2 separate regions of the Homo sapiens genome follow, and region 1 is linked to region 2. A link is a loop called in an ENCODE intact Hi-C map of the cell type or tissue named here. Cell type or tissue: PC-9. All regions are shown on one strand.

The links. A loop is a pair of places that touch in the nucleus more often than their neighbours do. Peaks named below come from ENCODE experiments on the same cell type or tissue, not always from the same donor. Only the 100,000 strongest peaks of a DNase experiment are listed, where the experiment ranks them.
Region 1: a loop joins it to region 2, with 7 times the contacts of the local background. A loop is called at or near these places in 11 of 110 quality-filtered maps.

Annotation. Positions count from the first base shown.
Region 1 is chr12:65,309,995-65,317,994 of GRCh38, forward strand. The region is part of intron 2 of MSRB3 (methionine sulfoxide reductase B3); the gene reads left to right. Among named protein-coding and RNA genes, the nearest start is that of MSRB3, 35 kb to the left of the region's middle. In PC-9, a CTCF peak has its summit at 3,915 (motif pointing right); no DNase peak of the experiment used is centred here.
Region 2 is chr12:65,553,487-65,561,486 of GRCh38, forward strand. The region is part of intron 2 of MSRB3-AS1 (MSRB3 antisense RNA 1); the gene reads right to left. LOC105369187 (a long non-coding RNA gene) reads right to left here and starts at 3,825. Exons shown (of 3, transcript NR_135033.1): 1 at 3,595-3,825; 2 at 3,272-3,511. LOC105369808 (a long non-coding RNA gene) reads left to right here and starts at 3,426. Exons shown (of 4, transcript XR_945035.3): 1 at 3,426-3,644; 2 at 4,984-5,185; 3 at 6,095-6,243; 4 at 6,486-7,512. RefSeq lists an enhancer at 2,780-3,979. In PC-9, CTCF peaks have their summits at 3,410 (motif pointing right) and 3,612; a DNase peak (open chromatin) is centred at 3,425.

The sequences.
Region 1 (8,000 bases), 240 kb before region 2:
AGATTATTGATTTAGTATGGTAGGAGGTCAGTGCTGGTTTTTCAGATGTTTCTGTGAGAGAGGCTGGGATGGCAACCTGATTAGAAGGAGTAAGGTATTTGTCTTGAAGCTATATTTAAATAGCAAATACACTTTTTTTAAAAGTAGATCTTATGTCTGTTTATGGTGACATGAGGGGCTAATGAAGCTTAATGTATAGAGGCCCCAACCACTCTTCTCAGTATGCCCCCTAGCCCCACATCCCCCTGCACTGCCACCATAAAGAGTACTGGAGGAGTGTGAGGCTGGAATGACATGTGAAGTGCTGAAGACTTGACTGTGGCCATTACAGTGGAGTTGAAAAGAAAGATTGTAATTGGGAGAGATTCAGACTGTAGAACTGACAAGGTTTGTCTGTTGAATTGTATACGACCTTGAGGGAGAACCTCAACCACTAGTTCTTGTGCTTTGCAGAACCTTTTCAATGCTATACCGTACATATCACAGGTGGACTATGGAGGTTATTTAGATTATACATAATGATGTTTTCCTCTGGAAAAAGCTCCAATGTGTAAAAGTACCCAGCATAGTTCTTGTAACATTGGTTTGCCAAATACAGGGGAGGCTAAATGTTTATAGAAACCACATTAATTAACAGTGTATTCTTCAAGATATGACAGTCATGGATTAAAGGGTTTCATAATGAGATTGTTTAACTGAAATATAAATATCTTTAAATTTTGATAAAATGATTCAAAGATAAATTCAGCAAAGCTGATAGTTTTTAAAAAATTAACCATTATGGTACAGTGCTTAAGCACACAAATTCTGTATGAGGTCAGACTGAGTTTAAAATCTGACTTTGCCACTGACTAGCTGTGTGCCTTAGCTTCCTTGTTTGTAACATGGAGATAATAATAGTACCAACCTGAAAGGGTTGCTGTGAGAATTAAATAGATTGGGATGTGAAAAGTGCTTAAACCTGTGGCTGGCATTTAGTAAACACCATATATGTCTTCACTATGTTCAATATGGAAATTCATGTATCTGTATTAATATAGATTTATGTTTTTCCAATACAACAGACTTTTCAAACTTTTAAACATGTCCTATGTTTCATTTAACTATTTTTTACTTTCATGGGACTCACAAATACACTTTATGTTTGAGGAATAACCATCTTGACCTGTTGTTCTGATCTCTTTATTTTACTTATGCACCCTGCTGAACCAGAATTCAAGTCCTATAAATATACAAGAGATTTCTTTTATTCTTACTACCCAGTACTGGTAAAAGCCCAAAGAAACTCTCATCTTTCTTATCTAGGGCTTGTAAACCCATTTTAATTTGAAAAATGAGTTGACTAGAATAGTATTCCATAATTTCTCGACCATTCAAGCACCACTAGTTTTTAAAGTGTTATGAAAGTCAGTCTTTGGGTGTCTACATATTTTATAACTTGGATTTAGCAAAATCTGTATCATCATCAATTTCTCTAACAGGATTTTGCTCTTAGATATATAGAAATGTTGAAGAAATTAACTTCAACAGTAATGAAACAGACTGCTTAAATTTTGAAAAATAAAGATGAAATTGAAATGGGAATTCTAGTCCCTATTAGTTTGTACAGGTAGGGAAGAGAAGAGGCCAAAATTGGAAATACAGGAAGTGAAGGTGAAAGTTTGAAGTCTTGCTTTAATATAATGTTGCTGGTCAAAACCCATTACAACAGAAATCTCTGTAAATCAAAAAGATGTCTGTTCCCTAACCAGTACCCTACTAATTTTGAGTATTATTCAATATGAAATAATTCCAGAACTAAAATATAATTGGAGCAAGCTCTTAAAGTTGATTATAACTGGATTGACCTGCATGAAGGCTATATCCCAGAAGAGTGATCTATTATTTTTCAGCTTTGACTTTTTTTACGTCTTATTTTTTTAATAAAGTATAATTTTAATTTGGAGCTTTTTAAGTGCATCTGAGTTATGGTTCACTCATGTTTGCAATTAAAGGTAATTTTTCTCTCGCAGAATTTCTTCTTAATTTCTTACAACAGTTTCCTTAATGTATTAAAAGAACACTGGATTAGGAGTTAGAAAACTCTAACCAAAGCTCTGTCCTTAACTTGCGTGACCTTGAACAAATCAATAAACTTCTCCTGATCACAGTCTCTTCATCTTTATGAGGAATTAAAATTAGATAGTATATTTAGTTCTTAAATTCTGTGATTTTATTAACTGTCACTTGTTTTTACTTTTGACTTTAGGTTAATCAGATCTTAAAACTCAGTACTAACTAATGCTGGGAACTTATACAGAGAAGTCTGCTGAGTTGTGGTGGGAGGACACAGTTTCCATGTTTGAACATTAGAATTCCTTGCCTCTTAATCAAGACTGAAGCATTATCTGAGGAGGAATCAGGAAGCCCAATTTTATACATAGTTTTAATGCTAGATAAAAATTAAGTGTAATTGTAGCTTAGACTAGATATCATGATAGCTTTCAGCCAAGTGAGGGTGAAATAAATAAAATTTGTCTAAATAGTACTAATTAGAGTGATAAATTATACTTTTTTTCTACCCTCATACATATAATTTGTGGTTGTGATTCTTATTTGACATTATTGGCATATTTAATAGTTTCCATGAATTGAAGAGTCACATGGCTGTAGCTTATAAATATATCATAGTTTTCTAATGTAGCAATTAGAAGTCTTAGAGATATTTTGCAAATGGTGTTAGAAAGTCATTGATTATCATCTGTATAACTAGAACTCCATGAATCAGCGGCTTATGGCTCCAGAGCTTAACACAGTGCCTGGCACTTAATAAATATATGTTAAATGAATCAGTAAACATTTGGAATGTTTATGTGTAGGTGAAGTCATAGCTGTAAGAGAGTACAAATTTATTTGAAACTCCTTTATATGGGAAGATTAAAAGTGAAGTTCATAGTTTGGTTTACTTTTGAATTTATTGTCTGACAATTTTTTCTCACTTTATTGCATTAATACAATACAGGGGATGTCATAGGTATAAATCACATTGTAGCTAAACAAAAAACAAAAGTGGCAACAGATTCAATGCATGTTATCCAGAATTGCTTTTACCTTTTCTTGCAAACAGTTTTGAGTTTTGGTAGTAAACTGTTTGAGGCGGTGAATAAGTACGTAGTATACTTAGCATAAGACTTAAGAACTCTGGCCCTTTTGATCACTTCTTTGCAGCAAATTATTGTTTGTTGTGCTTTAAAGTCTCCATTTGTAAAGAGGAAATACTACAGATACACATTAAAGCCACATCCATCAGTAACAAGTACTTATTCAATTTGAGCTGGCAATAGTTCATTAATAGAACTGATGTACTTAAAAGATAATCAGAATCGTCAGTGTGCTGTTCACTTACTGAATGCATTGACTTTCTATATTAGTTCTTCAGAATCTTTTTTGGGTCATGAAAAATATGGACAACCTACATAGTGCTTTGATAAAAGTTATGACCTTCTTTTCCAGAAAAGACATATATGCATCTACACATGTTTTCATATAATTTCAAGAAATTTTTTGTTAAGTCTTCTGAAACTCTTCAAAGGGGGTTCTTTGACCACATATTCAGGACCTCTGTTCTAAAAGATGCACATGAACCCAATCTAAAACTCGGATCAGAACACCGTGTTTCTGATTTCTGTATTGGTGTCCCTAAAGGAATTCTCTCCCTTGTGTTCAGATTAATGCCCTCAGTTCTCCAGTTTCACCATTCTTACCCAACATCTGACCTAACTTTATCTTACCTAATTTCTTTGATTATATTAAAATGCCGAGGAGAGGATTTTTTTTAAAGAAATAGAAAAAAGGACATACAAATTTCAACCCGTAATTCACAAAATAATTTGCAATTAGTTGATTAAATGGTATCCACTTTTTCCAGTAGATGGCACTAGGTTTACATTCTTTCATAGCATGAATGATTATTGATATTAGCACATAGGTGCATTGTGAAAACTTAAACAAAAGTATATAAGGAATAGCCAGTTAAGAACATATGGATTTATAATCCACAAATTTTTCTGCTTATATTATGTTCAAACAATATTTGTAGAGCACAAAACCTTTTTCCATTTTCAATAAGATTCTGACTCCCTTATGCTTGGCCATCTCATTGAAATTGTCTTTCATGTGTAGACTTTCTATAAACTGAAACAAGTTTTCATAAATTATCTTGTATCCAAATAGCTGATTTAACAGTCATTTATAGTTTTATATGCAGCTAAATTTTCTTCAGCAGACCACCCAAGAATTAAAGAAAATTTCACATTTTGTTTTGCTGTGTTTTGAATTTTTATAGAATCTTGAAAATGTTATTAGTTTAGCATGTTGACTGTTAAGCATGAATCGATTTTTGCATGAATGAAAATATTTTAGAAAACTAAGAAAAATTATATTTAAAATGTTGATTAAATGAGTACTCTGATGCAGCTATATTTTTCTAAAACAAACTGTTTTAGTAGCCCTATAATATAATAAAGTTTTAGTTAATGTTGAAAAGTTGCTGTGCAGCATCTAATTACCAGATGAACTTTTAATTATCTGTGACAATGGATATTAGTTAAGGCTAAATTGTTATACAACAATAAGACTGTATGAATAAGATGTTGGGCATATGGTTTGTTAAGTGTGGATTCTCTTGATTTTCTGGTAAATATGGAATAAATTCTTTATATACCTTAAGAATTATAAAATACATAACACCTAGTAACAAGAGAGTTTAAATAGGCATGAAAAAAACAATTAAATCTTAGTTTTGTTTGAGAAATTCATTAGTTAACAATGACTGTACAGTGTGTAAAACATAAATTCTGAAAACAAATGATAATTCTACAGGGTTAGAATATCTAGACAATATGCACTTTGGAGGAATCATATAGGCAATTAGATGCTTATTTATCTAAACATATTCACAATAATGTTATGTGACAGATTGTAGAAGGATTTATTAAAATGAGCTAACTCTTGCTCTCAACAAACACAAGTTTAATGAAGGAATGAGCCATGAATGACAGCTCACAGATTCAGTAATATTGTGGGTAGATATTTGATGAATTTTTACTATCATCCTTTCCTAGTTTACAATTTCATCCTAAACATTTTATTTAGAGATTGAATTTCTCATAACTGCTTCTGCTAGGTATACTGTAATTTAACATTCTTTAAAATAGATTGTATTAAGATGCAACGATAAATTATCTGAAATTACCTTTTGTGCCTTTGCATTTGAAATCAACGATTTACTTGAAAATTTTAAATCCTTATTTCATTTATTTCAATTTCCTATATATTTTTATTTTTTAAAACATTTAGTATATTTACGCTTGTATTAGTAATTTAAAAATGCGTGTTATAAAAAATACACCATGAGGCCTGGCGCGGTGGTCGTACCTGTAATCCAGGCACTTTGAGAGGCCGAGGTGGGCAGATCACTTGAGGCCAGGAGTTTGAGACCAGCCTGGCCAACATAGTGAAACCCTGTCTCTACTAAAAATACAATAATTAGCCGGGCCTGGTGGTGCGCCTGTAATCCCAGCTACCCAGGAGGCTGAAGCAGGAGAATCGCTTAAGCCCAGGAGGCAGAGGTTGCAGTGAGCCGGGATCGTATGATTGCACTCCAGCCTGGGCTACAGGGTGAGACTCTGTCTCCATCTCAAAAAAAAAAAAAAAAAAAACCCATGAAATGACAAAAGATATCAGTTATTTAGATGGTTAATAAGAGATATACTTTTATAGAGTTTAAATTTATGTATTAACTTTTATGATAAGCATTTCTTTCAGTACTAGATGTATTTATTATATTGAGCCACATAGTTGCAAGGAAGGAATGGAATGTTAATTTTTATCACTAGAGTATTTGAATTTGAGGCAAGCAAAGAAAATTCAGAATCCTGTAACTATAGCTTTGTAGGATTTTGTTTTGTTGCAGAAATACATGTTAGCGCAGAAAGATAAAACTGTTTATATTATATTCCACTTGATTAATGTTTTAATCTTCCTTCTGCAAATTTTAGATAATCTCACAGCAAATTTCAGAGCTTCTCATCATATTATTGGTATTGATGAAGAAAGAGATTAGACACTGATCTGTATTTACTAGTTTGTTTCTACCACCAACTTGCTTTCTGGCCCCAGGAATCTTTGTTTTGTACCTTTTATTCCTATTCTGCATCTGTAAACTGAGAATTTTGTAACATTCTTGTCAAATCTTTTATAAAAGATATGACCTTCAGGTGAGGGTTATTGTATTATATTATATTATATTACATATTAGCTGACATTTTCCAAAAGTTTGTTCTGTGCAATTTAAGTGCCTTGTTGTAAGGGAGAAGAAATTGGGGAAAAAAAGATGGGGGTGGAAGGGAGGACGCCAAAAAGTCTGGGAAATGTCATGGGTTTGATCAGGCAAAATCTGTTTCAGTTATGGAAAGTCCTTGGTTCCTGCAAAGCAAGCTCCAGAAAGGTAGAAATTTTTGTCTGTTTAGTTCACTGTTACAATTCAGCAACTACAGTTGTGTCTATCACATAATAGGTGTTCAATAAATATTTGTTGGATGAATGAATGCTTGTGAATAAGTAACATCATCTTATATATCAAAATAATGTCACATTACAAGTAATGTGATCTCTGCTCTTAAGGGATCTACATTCTGGTGAGAAAGATGGCCACCTCAGGTTCAAATTTTATTATCTATAGGATGAAAGGAGTTATATACTTGAAGGTTTGACGATTCTATATGAACACTTTCTCTTTTGTTTTACCATTGAGGCAGGGAGTAGAAGAAGTGAGAAGCATTGTGCTTCTTTCCTCCCAGAATGTCAGACTGGATTCTCGGAATAGGATTTCAAGCAATGACAGTTCTTCTGAAGGATATTGAAGGAATGTGTAGATGTAATTAGTGGGAGGTGGTAGGAGTGGAGGATGAGAAGATGGGGGTAGGGGTGGATTGTGGGCACATGGGTTAGCAATAGATAGGTATGGTAGAGTGCAACCAAGCATGGGTTCAAGAGAGAAACAGAATGGACAAATAAACTAAAGGAGGAAGGCTGCAGACAAGAGAACCTGGCTGTCATTAACCAGGTATGCAACCATGAGTAGTAACTTTTTTGGGCCCTGATTTCCTTTTGAGGGCTTTGGACTAGAAATTCATCATTTCCCAAATTATAATCTGAGGGACACTAATTCTACTAACTTTCCCTTGTAAAATGGATCTCATCATGAAATTGAGAAACCCTACATACTACCCTATTGCATAAATTCTAAGATGCACTGCTTTTACCATTTTACCATCTTGGTAATCTGGATGCAGCTTAAAAATCATTGTGACAAGAATGTATTATAGTTTGGCCACTTTCTCCCCGCCTTTTTAGTGGAGCATAAAATAATGGGGTATCAAATGACCACATATTTAATAGTGCACATCAGCATAAGAAAATCTCTGAGAAGGTCTTCAAGAAACCCATGTCACCTAGATTTGCCTAATCTGATTTGACAGTGGAACCTTTCCCTTCTCACTCTGCAAGAGGAATAACATGTTAGCATTTTTTTCAGAGCCAGTGTTTTAGAGAATGCATTTTGAGGAATGCTGGATCAGGTAATCTTATAGTCTTAAATCCAGAGAATTAATCAAATATTAGTTATAATAAAAGAGTTGAATGTGAAACCCTAGAGAGGTAACATAGGATTCAGAGTAGCAATCTGAATTACTGAATTAATGTTTTTACTCTATCATTATTTATGTTTAAAATTTCACTGATTTATTAAGCAAATGTTATTGTTGCTGTTTTTAAACTAATTTCTAAGAAACATAGCCAAGATCATTATTTAGAAAACATCTTTTAGAAAGAAGATTTAAATAGCAATAATTAAAGTGGAGAATTGAGTAAGTATTTAAATACAACATATACCCGTTTAGTCCTTCCTTTTTCTCAGCCACATTACTAGGTGCTGAGGATGCAAAGATGACTAAAATATG
Region 2 (8,000 bases):
GTTGATGCAGTTTCTTCCTAGTCTCGATGGTCTTTACATTTTGGCATGATTTTGCAGCGGCTGGTACCGGTTTTTCCTTTCCATATTTAGTGCTTCCTTCAGGAGCTCTTTTAGGGCAGGCCTGGTGGTGACAAAATCTCTCAGCATTTGCTTGTCTGTAAAGGATTTTATTTCTCCTTCACTTATGAAGCTTAGTTTGGCTGGATATGGAATTCTGGGTTGAAAATTCTTTTCTTTAAGAATGTTGAATATTGGCCCCCACTCTCTTCTGGCTTGTAGAGTTTCTGCTGAGAGATCCGCTGTTAGTCTGATGGGCTTCCCTTTGAGGGTAACCCGACCTTTCTCTCTGGCTGCCCTTAACATTTTTTCCTTCATTTCAACTTTGGTGAATCTGACAATTATGTGTCTTGGTGTTGCTCTTCTCAAGGAGTATCTTTGTGGCATTCTCTGTATTTCCTGAATCTGAATGTTGGCCTGCCTTGCTAGATTGGGGAAGTTCTCCTGGATAATATCCTGCAGAGTGTTTTCCAACTTGGTTCCATTCTCCCTGTCACTTTCAGGTACACCAATCAGACGTAGATTTGGTCTTTTCACATAGTCCCATATTTCTTGGAGGCTTTGCTTCTTCCTTTTTATTCTTTTTTCTCTAAACTTCCCTTCTCACTTCATTTCATTCATTTCATCTTCCATCGCTGATACCCTTTCTTCCAGTTGATCACATCAGCTCCTGAGGCTTCTGCATTCTTCACATAGTTCTCGAGCCTTGGTTTTCAGCTCCATCAGCTCCTTTAAGCACTTCTCTGTATTGTTTATTGTAGTTATACATTCTTCTAAATTTTTTTCAAAATGTTCAACTTCTTTGCCTTTGGTTTGAATGTCCTCCCGTAGCTCGGAGTAATTTGATTGTCTGAAGCCTTCTTCTCTCAGCTCGTCAAAGTCATTCTCCATCCAGCTTTGTTCCATTGCTGGTGAGGAACTGCGTTCCTTTGGAGGAGGAGAGGTGCTCTGCTTTTTAGAGTTTCCAGTTTTTCTGCTCTGTTTTTTCCCCATCTTTGTGGTTTTATCTACTTTTGGTCTTTGATGATGGTGATGTACAGATGGGTTTTTGGTGTGGATGTCCTTTCTGTTTGTTAGTTTTCCTTCTAACAGACAGGACCCTCAGCTGCAGGTCTGTTGGAGTACCCAGCCGGGTGAGGTGTCAGTCTGCCCCTGCTGGGGGGTGCCTCCCAGTTAGGCTGCTCGGGGGTCAGGGGTCAGGGACCCACTTGAGGAGGCAGTCTGCCTGTGCTGGGAGAACCACTGCTCTCTTCAAAGCTGTCAGACAGGGACATTTAAGTCTGCAGAGGTTACTGCTTTTTGTTTGTCTGTGCCCTGCCCCCAGAGGTGGAGCCTACAGAGGCAGGCAGGCCTCCTTGAGCTGTGGTGGGCTCCACCCAGTTCGAGCTTCCAGGCTGCTTTGTTTACCTAAGCAAGCCTGGGCAATGGTGGGTGCCCCTCCCCCAGCCTCGCTGCCACCTTGCAGTTTGATCTCAGACTGCTGTGCTAGCAATCAGTGAGACTCCGTGGGCGTAGGACCCTCTGAGCCAGATGCAGGATATAATCTCCTGGTGCGCCGTTTTTTTTTTTTTGTTGTTTGTTTTTTTTTTTTTTTGAGATGGAGTCTCGCTCTGTCGCCCAGGCTGGAGTGCAGTGGCGGGATCTCGGCTCACTGCAAGCTCTGCCTCCCAGGTTCACGCCATTCTCCTGCCTCAGCCTCCCAAGTAGCTGGGACTACAGGCGCCCGCCACTACGCCCGGCTAATTTTTTGTATTTTTAGTAGAGACGGGGTTTCACCATTTTAGCCGGGATGGTCTCGATCTCCTGACCTCGTGATCCGCCCGCCTCGGCCTCCCAAAGTGCTGGGATTACAGGCGTGAGCCACCGCGCCCGGCCCGGTGCGCCAGTTTTTAAGCCCGTTGGAAAAGCGCAGTATTCGGGAGTGACCCGATTTTCCAGGTGCCGTCTGTCACCACTTTCTTTGACTAGGAAAGGGAACTCCCTGACCCCTTGGGCTTCCTGAGAGAGGCAAAGCCTCGCCCTGCTTCGGCTCGCGCATGGTGCGTGCACCCACTGACCTGTGCCCACTGTCTGGCACTCCCTAGTGAGATGAACCTGGTACCTCAGATGGAAATGCAGAAATCACCCATCTTCTGCATCGCTCACGCTGGGAGCTGTAGGCTGGAGCTGTTCCTATTTGGCCATCTTGGCTCCTCCCACACAATGTTTTTTAAACAGTTTTTTTTTTAAAGAAAGTACATGTAGGCATGAGAAGACAGCATCTTAGGACAGTAAAGTAAAACAGGGTTAAGAGATTGGCTAGATACCAGGAAAAAGAAGTTCTAACAGAGACAGCAAGGGATAGGAAAGAAAACAAGGAAGGGAGAAAGGAAAACAGTGAGAAAGGAGGGAGCAAATTATGGGCAGACCAGAATTCAGCACAGGAAGGGCCAGGTATGCAAGTTTGAAAAATGCACCATGGGACTTGACTGTGTAGTGAAGACTGAGACCCGCTACTCTAGGACGTTGAGGAGGAAGCTTCATAGAATGCTCTGCTGCTTCCTGTCCTGTTACCCAATCAGGAAAGGGGAGGGGATCAGGGGTGGTGAGAAGGGAATAAGGGCAGGAATTATGAGAAAACTGAAACATGGAAAGGTAAATCAACTTGTGAAGAAAGGTCTCTTGGCTCGTTGCTGGCAACACTGGATCTAGAACTCCGCTTTCAGGGTGTCCGAATTCGTTCTCAATACTTCTCCACCCCTGTCTGCCAGTTTCTCTCTGTACTTGGAGACCTAAATACAAAAACTGGCTCCAGAATTTGAAATCTATGCCTTAGCTTTTTTAGGGTGACCATAAGTTGAGGGAGGAACAAGGATGCTGGTCAAAGTTCCCATCAGTGACCTGCGGAAAATTGGAAAATATCAGGTACCACCACTTCCTCCCTTCCCACAAGTCTTCTAGACCTCTCTCTCTTTGCAAAGAGTCGTCAGAGAAGGTTCCAAGCCAACTGCTTAATGAATTAATAGCCCTTATTCCACTGTACAAAATGTAAGAGAAAGAATCCATTAGTAATTAGTCTAGTTCATGTTTCTAGAAGCGCTATTTTCTTCCCATGACAAAACTTCAAAACACCAGAGAAAATAAGTAGGAAGGTCTCTGTGGTTATGCACTTTAAGTGAATGATGACAATTTTGAGATACGTGCCAAAATAGGAGAGTCTTCATTTTCCTCATACCTGTTAAGGTAGTGGTCTGGACTTGTTCACGCCTACACCTGAAGCAGAGGGACGGCCTGTCGGAGCTCAGTCAAGTAGGCGAGTGCTCTTTGTTCCCCCGTGGCCTCTGAAGTTACTCTAGAGCTATGCAGCTCAAGGCCAGCAGATGGCGCGTGGCGTCAGGCTGCGAGATAGCGCCGAGACAGCATGGACGCCGGGAGCCTGGGAAAGCCAACTGTACCACAGGAGTCTAAACTGTAGCTAGGAATAGAAGTACGCTCATTTTAGCTATTAGAAGGTTTGCCTGATACTCTGGCTCTTTATTTCGAGGATGTCTAGCTCACCTGTGATATAACTCAGACCCCATTTCACTCATTTCTTAAACTAGGAATGGGTAAGTCTCACCATTCTTCTCTGCTTGTTTAGGACACTCTTGAGAACCTCCTAAAATGCTGTGGAATGGAACAGCGGGACAGACCAGAAGTACATTCTGGGGAGAAGAGAATAAAAACACCATTCCTTGAGAGTGGAAGTGTCAGAGGCGTTCAAACCAGAGCGACTCCATCTTGAGTAGGGGCTCGGTAAAATGAGAATGAGACCTGCTGGGCAGCATTCCCAGGAGGTTAGACATTCTTAGCCACAGGATGAGATAGGAGGTCGGCAGGATTGATATCACAAGATACGGGTCATAAAGACCCTGGTGATAAAACAGGATGCCATAAAGAAGCCGGCCAAAACCAAGATGGTGATGAAAGTGACCTCTGGTCATCCTCACTGCTCATTGTACGTTAATTATAATGCATTAGCAGGCTAATAGACACTCTCAGCAGTGCCATGACAGTTTACAAATGCCATGGCAACACCCAAGTTACCTTATATGGTCTAAAAAGGGGAGGAACCCTCAGTTTTGGGAACCTCCCCTTTCCCAGAAAACTTATGAATAATCTACCCCTTGTTTAGCATATGATCAAGAAATAACCATAAAAATGTCCAACCAGCAGCCCTCAGGGCTCTCTGTCTATGGGGTAGCCATCCTTTTGTTTCTTTACTTCTCTGATAAACTTGCTTTCACTTTATGGACTCCTGAATTCTTTCTTGCACAAGATCCAAGAACCCTCTCTTGGGGTCTGGATCAGGATCCCTTTCCAGTAACAGAAGCAGATGATCATACAATCCACTTTATTGTCCTTCCCCAGCCCACAATCGAGTTTCCTGGAATCATAGTACAGTTTCCTAGAAGGCCTACTGCTGGCATATAGTTAGAGATAGCTGACAACATCTCTTAGGTTTTGAAAATAGATTACTTGTACACTTATCAAGCAGATTTTAACTTAATCTAATTGTTTTCAGTCCAGCACCTTGGCCTGGTGTCACTGAGCCTGGAACTTCTCTAGAGAATAAACTTCAAGTTTTCTAAGGGAAGAGGGGAGGAGAACAGAAGGGTGGAGGGATAATTGTCTGGCTGTATGGGGGTGGATGAGGGAACCTAGAGGTTAAACTGCTCTGCCTTCCAGAGACCTTCAACCAAACCAAGTTTCAGCCCCATGCTTCAGCCTCATTTTCTATAGTACTTAGTGCCTCTAAGGCCTGAATCTTTCTGGGGCTCTAAAGGGAAAATTGTCTTTTTTTTTTTTAAAAAAAATCAATATTTTCTTTAGCAGATACCTGTCATTCTGTTAAACCCCTGCTGTACATTTTCTTTGTTTCCCACATTGTGAGTTTTATTTTTCCAGGGCAGAATTTCCCAGCATCTCTTCCAGCTCCCAGGGAGAAGGTCTGGGACCTATGTTCTACCAACCAAATACACTCTCATGAAGCTCTCATTTGGAAGTCAGCAACATGCAGACACAGACTGGGTTCTGAGCATCTATGGTGCAGATGAAGATGATGGCAGGAGCTGTGGAGGCAGTAGAATCCTCATCAAGCCACTTCTGTGTGAGATGCCGGGCTGTGTTCCTATGAGCTTAGCCTTGAGCTTCTTTTTTGCCAGACCTCCCAATGAATCACCGAGCACCTAATAACTCCCAGTAATTTCCTTTTATGCTCAAACCAGCCCAAATGGTTTCTATAGTTTGCAACTAAAGGGGAAAAAAAGGAAGAAAGAAAAGAGACTAATTAATTTCATCCATGAAAGTAGGGTCAATCTAAAATCTATAAGAATCAAAAATGCAGAATTGGGCTCAATGCAGGCAGGAAGACAGAAGGCAAAATGTATTTTGTTATGTACAAAGTACTATATATGGTACAACTTGCCAATACTACCTTCCCAAGGCAGGTGTTATTTGACTGTGGCCACAACCCAATATGGAGAGAAGCTCCATGACATGGAGCACTGAAACACTGACAAGGCCAACTGCTTCTTTATCTGCACCAAAGAAGCAGAAATAGTGACTTCAAAGTAGCAACCTTAGCCAGAAAGACCCTAAGTCCTTCTCCCATTATTATTATCATTATTATTATTACTATCATTTTGTAAGGCATGCCCACTGGGCCCTCTCCCATTATTTAAGGATTATCTGCAAGACACCTTGGACCCATTAAAAAAGTTCAGATTCAGGGGAGTGTTTCCCATGAGAAGCTATGATTTCAAATTGTCTCAAAGAAGTAGCCATTGAAGAAGAACTAGAAAAGGATAGATCAGTGATGTTGGAAGTAAAGGGGGAAGGATCTTCAGGTTTAAAGACTGTGGACACAGCATCTTTGGCTGTGTCTACACACATATGCAATTGATAGGAAGCAAATAGAACAGAAGCCAACTAAGATTTTTAGGAAACCACATTGTCAAAGACACCTCAAGCCTGCCTGAAAACAGTGTATAATTTTTATTTTTAAAACAAATTCCAGGCCTCTAGACCTGCAGTAGCATGAAGAGGTCTGAGGAAGCTGTGCGTCCCTCAAGAAAGCAATTCTTTATTGCCCATCAAAGATGAATCCATAGGGGATCATTAACAAGGAGATCATCCCAGAGAGCAGCTTCTAGAATCACCAACCAAGTAAGTCTCATTGCTATCCCTATACACCAAGGTTTGCTATTTGCTACTCATTCACAACTGTTGAGTGTTTCCCATTCTTCTATGTTTTAAACTGAAAGTTTAAAAAAAATTCTTGGTTATCCCGTTTCTTCTTTACATTTGCATAATGGGGAGTGGGTGTTGGGAGATAGCTTGTCTTTGAGCTTTGGGCTTTTAGTAGCAATAGTTTTTTTTAACAATTAGCATTACCGTTACTATTTAAGACAGAAGATTTGTCAGAAGAACAAAGACCTCAAAATGAGAAGGAATGTGTTCTGGACTTAAAACATTGCTCAGGTATCTTAGCAAGGACTGAGACCTTGGAGGTCTCCAAATACCAGTAAGAATCATTGTGTTATCCTCTTTCTCACATGTTGGATTTTTTTTTTTTTTTTTACTTGTGATTGATGAACTGGGAGAAAGGAAGTGGTCTAGAAAGGGTGAGAGTGGGTGGGTAGATAGGATACAGGTGGCCTCACCTGGAGAGTGGTCACCTGTGAACAGAAGCCATGTTGAACTCCCTGCACTGCCTCTTCTTCTCTGTTCCTTGCAATGACCTTTAGCTGGACTCAGTCAAAACGGCGCTGTCCTTCCCCTTCCCAACCTAAAGCTTATAGTGCAGTTAATCTAGAGGTCAGCTGAAGTGCAGATTCAAGTGGCTCAAACCCCTTTGCAGTATAGGGAAGGAGTCTGGAATAGGGAAAGGATGGGTTGGGGGTGAAGATGGGAGTTGCTCATGGCTTCCCTAATTAGCTCTGATTCAGAGCTCAGACTTCTGTTATCATTTCCTACCCACAAGTGCTGTCTTATTCCTTTGGTTTCCTTCATTTCTATTCAGCCTCATGAAATAAAGAAATAAAGAAAACAAACAAGTAAATAAAAACAAGATCTTTATGGATGTGGCAGAAAGCTTTGCAAGCCAAGAAAGTCTTCTATCCAGGTGATGCAAATAACTGTAAAACTTCAGACTTCTTGAACTACAAAGATGAACTCTGCCAACCCAAGTTCTAGTACTTCCTCTACTCCCAGCCTGACCCCCACTGTTTCTTGGTTTCCTCACTCCTTCTCTTTCTGTTTGACTCTTGAGAGTAATAAACTCAGCCAAGTCCTACTACTTGAGCCCATATTTAAATGCAGAACAATTTGGCCTTCAGTTTATTCTTCCCCCTTCTTCCAGACTCTGGTCTGATTTATCTTTTTATACTCTATAGCCTATTAGGGTTTTATAATAAAGGCTATCCTTCTCTAAGATTTCCAATGTAGCTATTATCCTTTAACCCTTCTGCACAGTTAACAAAACCAGTTGTTACTTTTTTTGGTGGGGGGTGGGGGTGGTTGTTTAGCATTTAGTGATTATTAAAATGACTACTGTTTCAGCAAAAAGTATTCATAAAAAAACTCAAAAAATTCAGAAAAGTACAAAGGAGAAATTGAATAATCTGTAGCATCTCAAACTCAGTATATGTCTAAGGACAGTCTCTGTTCTCCCCTGGTCTTATTCACGCCCTTCAAGCCCTTCTCTCTAATCAAGGAACAATTGGCTTGACTTTTCTAGCTTACCTCACTTAATTTTAGAGAAATATATATCCTGTTTGAGATCCAAAGAGGCATTTGTCAGCATTAAGGGTCTCCCTTATCTCCATCCATGCTCACAATATTTGGCAGGTATACTTCAGAGTTTGTGGTTTGGGATTATAGCTGTTTCCTCACTTCATTCATGATAGGGAGATGTTTTGTCC